Linked DNA regions of Homo sapiens: region 1 is linked to region 2. A link is a contact called in ENCODE Hi-C or POLR2A ChIA-PET data. All regions are on one chromosome and are shown on one strand. The core of a region is the stretch at or near the end of the contact, and the rest is flanking DNA. Distances in the headings are between cores, read along the strand shown. Region 1 overlaps BCAS4 (breast carcinoma amplified sequence 4). Region 2 has its middle 31 kb from the start of PARD6B.

Region 1 (2,700 bases), core at 173-2,672, 52 kb before region 2:
CAGTAAGCAGTGATCGCACCACTGCACTCCAGGCTGGGCGACAGAGTGAGAACTTGTCTTTAAAAAAAGAAGAAGAAATAAAACCCAGTCATCAGGCTGGACATTAACATAAATGAGTGAAACAGGCCATCAGGCTTGTGATCTGAGAGGTGCTCATCCAGTCCTCCAGCTGCTGGCCACTAGCTGCCATCAGGAAATGCAGGCCCGGAGCTGCCAGATCTTTCCATTTTCCAAGAGAAGCCAGAAATCCTAATTTGATAGGAAATGCCCCAATGTTTAAACATTGGAACACATTTAAAAAACCCTTTAATGCTTCACAAATTAAGCCAATAACGAACGTGCAGAGGGCCTGCCAGTGTACAACTGCTTCATGCACTTGTGTAAAAATTAGGGAAATAATTAGCGGTTTGGCCAGGCGTAGTGGCTCACGCCTGTAATCCCAACACTTTGGGAGGCCAAGGTGGGCAGATCACCTGAGGTCAGGAGTTCGAGACCAGCCTGACCAACATGGCGAAACCCCGTCTCTACTAAAAATACAAAATTTAACCAGACGTGGTGGCACGCGTCTGTAGTCCCAGCTACTCAGGAGGCTGAGGCAGGAGGACTGCTTGAACCCAGAAGGAGGAGGTTGCGGTGAGCCAAGATTGTGCCACTGTACTCCAGCCTGGGAGACAGAGCAAGATCTGTCTTCAAAAACAAAAAAGAAAAATTAGGTTTTTTTTCCCCCTCAAGTTATCTACTACTTTTATGACTTCTAAAATACCAGTTTCTGTTGTTATTTTTGTAATGGCCAGCATTCAGGAAGAAAGTTCGCCAAGCACATGATCTGCTTTCCCTACCAGGCCACACCGTCCTGCTCCAGGGAGGCGTGCTCAGAGTTTCTGGGCAGGCCTAGTCCCTGCCCCCTGCACCTGAAGGCTCCCTCACCACCCACTTGTCCCCAGAGAACTGTTTATACAGCACCAGTTCCTGCTGCTTCCAGCATGAGCCATCTCCACCACAACAAAATAAACGACTGCACAAAAAAACATCTTTCAGGCTGGAGTATAAATAGTACCAAGTTGCAATTTTAAACTCTGCAACCTTCATCTCACAGCTGGGACTATTTCTGTGCCTCAGTCGGGGAGAGGGGAGAGAAGACGGGGAAAAAGAAAGATCATTCCCCCACCCAACCCCAAAATTAAATTACAATGAGAAAATGTCATTATCGCACTAAGGGAGAAAGGATGGAGCCAAGAGGTCACTGTGGTTAGAGGAGAAGATTGGTTGTTCTTTCTGGTCCAGGGGAAAGAAAGAGAAAGAGAAAGAGAGGAGTGGGGCACAGCGGGTGATGGAGAGATCCTGGGAGTGCAGGTGCACACAACGCAGACACGGGTCCAGACATGCTTAAGAACACACAACCTGCATGGGAGGCCACGGAAGCCCATGCCCCAGCGGGGTGGGATGCCTCCTTCCCAAGATGTTTCTGCAGCACTGTGCTTGTAGGAAGTGCATTGCAACCCATCCTGGCCTGCTCAGGAAGGGCACGGCGTGGTCACGGCACTTCTGGGTTCACCTTACCCTCTGCCAGCCATGCAGCTGGAACCCAATGGCTTAACCTCTGCATTTCACTGCCACTGGATCCCCTGTGACAGGAACCATCAGGCCCGTTTGGCAGAATGGTCAGGAGGTTAACCTGACATCATAGATGTGGCTAACTGATTTAACAGAGTGCTGACACACAATAGGTGCGTGATAAGGGGTTGCATTCCATAGCTCGCTTTCTCTCTTTTTTTGTATTTTAATTTTTGCAGAGACAGGGGTCTCACTATGTTGCCCAGGCTGGTCTCAAGCTCCTGGCCTCATGCAATCCTCCTGCCTCAGCCTCCCAAAGTGCTGATATTATAGGCATGAGCCACTGCACCCACCCAATCTCTTTCGCCATAGAATAAAAACAAGGGCTAGTCACTGTATTTGAATTACCTCATTTACTTCTCACAAGAACCCTATGCAGTAGGTGCTACTATTTCCCTCTTTTTACGGATTGAGAAACAGAGGATCAGAGAGGTTAAGTCCCTTGCCCAAGCTCACACAGCTAATAAATATTGAAGCCAGAATTCGACCCTGAGCACTCTAACTCCAGAGCTAGAATGTGTAACAAGATGTTCTTTGGGGCTGGGTAGAGCGGCTCATGCCTGTAATCCCAACGCTGGGAGGCTGAGGCCAGAGGATCGCTTGAGCCCAGGAGTTCCAGTTTAGCCTGGGCAACAGTGGGAAAGTTTGTCTCTATAAAAAGAAAACTAACTGGGCATGGTGGTGCACACCTGTGTGGTCTCAGCTACTTGAGAGGCTGAGGTTGGGAGGGTCACTTGGGCCCAGGAGGTTGAGGCTACAGTGAGCTGTGATGTACCACTGCCCTCCTGGGTGACAGAGTGAGATTGTCTCAAAACAAAAACAAGATGCTCTTGGGGGAAGTTAGAAATGTGTCCCCTTTGTTGCTGCTTGTCAGCTATGGTCAGTCCCCCACCTCACCCCCTGGTATCTAGGGAGGTTCCCAAAAGCAGGAAGGATCAAAGCGAGAGTTTGCTGACTGTCTGGTCAGCAAAGGGAGAAACAAGCCCAAGACATTCCCGACCAACAGGAAGGCGCTCAGGATAAGCCAGCCCACCATGCCCACAAATCATCCATGGGCAATTTTCTCTCAAGATTATCCCCTAAGTG
Region 2 (2,866 bases), core at 176-2,675:
ATAAGGAAAGAAAAAGAAAATACCCACACCATAAGCATTATCAGCTTTGTCATCTCTCCTCCACTGCAAAACAGCCACACAAACTCTCCTGAAGAGGACAAACTCTAACCAGGTTTGAAATACGAGACCACTGTGGCACTACGACTGAGGAATGTCAAGGTGGCGTTGCCTCCTCTGTCAGGTTTGTCATCCTTCAAAATCATGAACATTTTGCTCTACAGAACCTGCTGGTCTAAAAACCACATGGGCAGGCACCGTGGCTTAAGCCTGTAATCCTAGCCTTTTGGGAAGCTTGAGCGCAGGAGTTCAAGACCAGCATAGGCAACATGGTGAGACCTGGTCTCTACAAAAAATTTAAAAATTAACCAGGCGGCCGGGCACGGTGACTCATACCTGTAATCCCAGCACTTTGGGAGGCCAAGGCTGGTGGATCACCTGAGGTCAGGAGTTCAAAACCAGCCTGACCAACAAGACGAAACCCCGTCTCTACTAAAAATACAAAAATTAGTCAGGCGTGGTGGCATGCGCCTGTAATCCCAGTTACTCGGGAGGCTGAGACAGAGAATTGCTTGAACCTAAGAGGCGGAGGTTGCAGTGATCTGAGATAGTGCCACTGCATTCCAGCCTGGGCAACAGAGTAAGACTCCATCTCCAAAAAAAAAAAAAAAAATTAGCCAGGCAGGGTGGCACATGCCTGTGGCACACGGCTACTCAGTAGGCTGAGGAGGAAAGATCGCTTGAGCGCAGGAGGTCGAGGCTGCAATGAGCCGTGTTATTTGTGCTGCACCCAGCCTGGGTGACAAAGCAAGACTATTTCAAAAAATAAAAATAGGCCAGGCACAGTGGCTCACGCCTCTAATTCCAGCACTTTGGGAGGCTGAGGTGAGTGGATTGCTTGAGCACAGGAGTTTGAGACCAGCCTGGCCAACATGGTGAAACCCCATCTCTACTAAAAATACAAAAATTAGCCGGGTGTGGTGGCAGGTGCCTGTAATCCCAGCTACTTGGGAGACTGAGGCGCGAGAATCACTTGAGCCCAGGAGGTGGACGCTGCAATGAGCCAAGGTCACGCCAGTGCACTCCAGCCTGGGCGACAGAGTGAGACTATCTAAAAAAATAAAATTAAATAAAAATAAAAATAAACTGCGTGGTTTATGGATTCTTGGTGACGCCCAGGCAAAGGGGGCTTGTATCCTCCTGGTATCCACACAGTGAGTGGTGAAGGACAGCTGGGATAGCTGAGGCCTGGTCAAGGGCTGATGTCGCCCATTCAGCCTCTCCCGTTTGGCCAGCTTCCCGGCCATTCTGCCTGCTCTCCTGGCGCGTCTCCCTTTACCGTTTATTTTCTCCCTCTCTGCTGGCCCTGTCTGCTCGGCTGTTGGAAACACATGCCAGCCCTACTGGGCATGGGCCCTGTGAACATGAGCCAAGGCACCCTGGGGGTGGAGGAAGGACACTGAGGCCAGCTCACCAGAAGAACCCTGATGTGTTGCAATTGAATTGCAGAGGTTTATAAACCTCTTGCCTTCAAAAGGGGACTGAAAAATTATTACAGTTTGTCATTTTCTAGTGGGATTTGTTTGTAATCACTGTTCCCATATTGTCTGGCGTTGTGTATATGCGTGTGCTCTAGAAGTTTAATTTCACATCTAGGCAGATCAGGTGTGTGTGTGTGTGTGTGTGTGTGTGTGTAAATGCATATGCCCAGTTTAAAATCAACTAGTAGAAAGTCATGTGGAGGCCAGGCACAGTGACTCACGCCTGTAATCCCAGCACTTTTGGGAGGCTGAGCCAGGCAGATTGCTTGAGCCCAGGAGTTTGAGACCAGACTGGGCAACATAGTGAAACCTCACCTTTACAAAAAATACAAAAATTAGCCAGGCGTGGTGACACATACCTGTAGTCCCAGCTACTCAGGAGGCTAAGGTGTGAGGTCACTTGGACTCAGGAGTTTGAGGCTGCAGTGAGCCATAATCACACCACTGCACTCCAGCCTGGGCGACAGAGCAGGACCTTATCTCAAAAAAAAAAAAAAAAAAATTGGGGTGAGGGGAAGAAAAGAAAAAAAGAAAATTAGCCGGGTGTGATGGCTCATGCCTGTAGTCCCAGCTACTTGGGAAGCTGAGGTGGGAGGATTGCCAGAATCCTTGAGTTCGAGGTTGCAGTGAGCCATGATCGCACCACCGCCCACGAGCCTGTGTGGGAGACGGCAAGCCCTTGTCCCTTTAAAAAAAAAAAAGTGTGTGGGTGTGTATTTTTAAAGTCAAGGAGCTTTTTCCACATTTTCTTGTTTCACCAGGTAAGGATTCAAACAATTGAAATCAGCATTCTTTGTAAATTACCCTATGTGGATTGTTGCTCCTGAGAATGACTGATTTGAGATTCTTGGTGATTCTAGGGTTCGTCACTGGTCCACCTGAGAAGTGACACCGTTCAGCGTTGCTGTACTCAGGCAGTCATCATCAGTGGCATTACTGGAAGGCCTATGTTCTAAGTCTCTCCTTGAATTCCTCCTTACCCGTGCATGTACTTACCAAGTTAATGATTTAGTTTCTGAGTCACTAAGCATACACATTTTTGCCTGAGTCATTTTGGGTTCATACCTGAGACAGCAGCTGAAGCCCTCTGGGAATGCAGGAGAAAACCTGATATGCAACTTACCTACCATTTATTGAAGGGTATCACATGCTGGCAGAGAAGCAGCCTGGGAACAAAACTCTTATGTTCTATAAGAACAGTGCTGGGTTTGAATGTAACCTGCTTCAGGTCTTAGAAACAATGGTATGAATGCTGTTTCCTTGTAGTTGCAAGCATTGCTAAGAGACTGAGTGAAAGAGGAATGCTGTGCTGATACAATCTGGGGGGT

What was found. Hi-C counts contacts between places; a loop is a spot of excess contacts on that map. ChIA-PET counts read pairs that join two places held with the same protein, here RNA polymerase II (POLR2A). Pooled maps may share reads with other maps.
Region 1: a pooled map shows a loop between it and region 2 (1.8-fold over the local background). The contact joins two enhancer-like sites. A Hi-C loop is called at or near these places in 1 of 50 pooled maps. POLR2A ChIA-PET finds 5 or more read pairs at or near these places in 3 of 52 experiments (Caco-2, H1 and activated CD4-positive, alpha-beta T cell).

Annotation. Positions count from the first base shown.
Region 1 is chr20:50,814,035-50,816,734 of GRCh38, reverse strand. All of the region lies in intron 1 of BCAS4 (breast carcinoma amplified sequence 4), which reads right to left. Among named protein-coding and RNA genes, the nearest start is that of BCAS4, 20 kb to the right of the region's middle. RefSeq lists enhancers at 1,411-1,580, 1,641-1,690. Within about 2 kb of position 1,422, at least 7 of the 41 ENCODE cell types and tissues checked have a DNase peak (open chromatin) inside an H3K27ac peak, as active enhancers do.
Region 2 is chr20:50,761,578-50,764,443 of GRCh38, reverse strand. No RefSeq gene overlaps it. Among named protein-coding and RNA genes, the nearest start is that of PARD6B, 31 kb to the right of the region's middle. Within about 2 kb of position 1,425, at least 22 of the 41 ENCODE cell types and tissues checked have a DNase peak (open chromatin) inside an H3K27ac peak, as active enhancers do.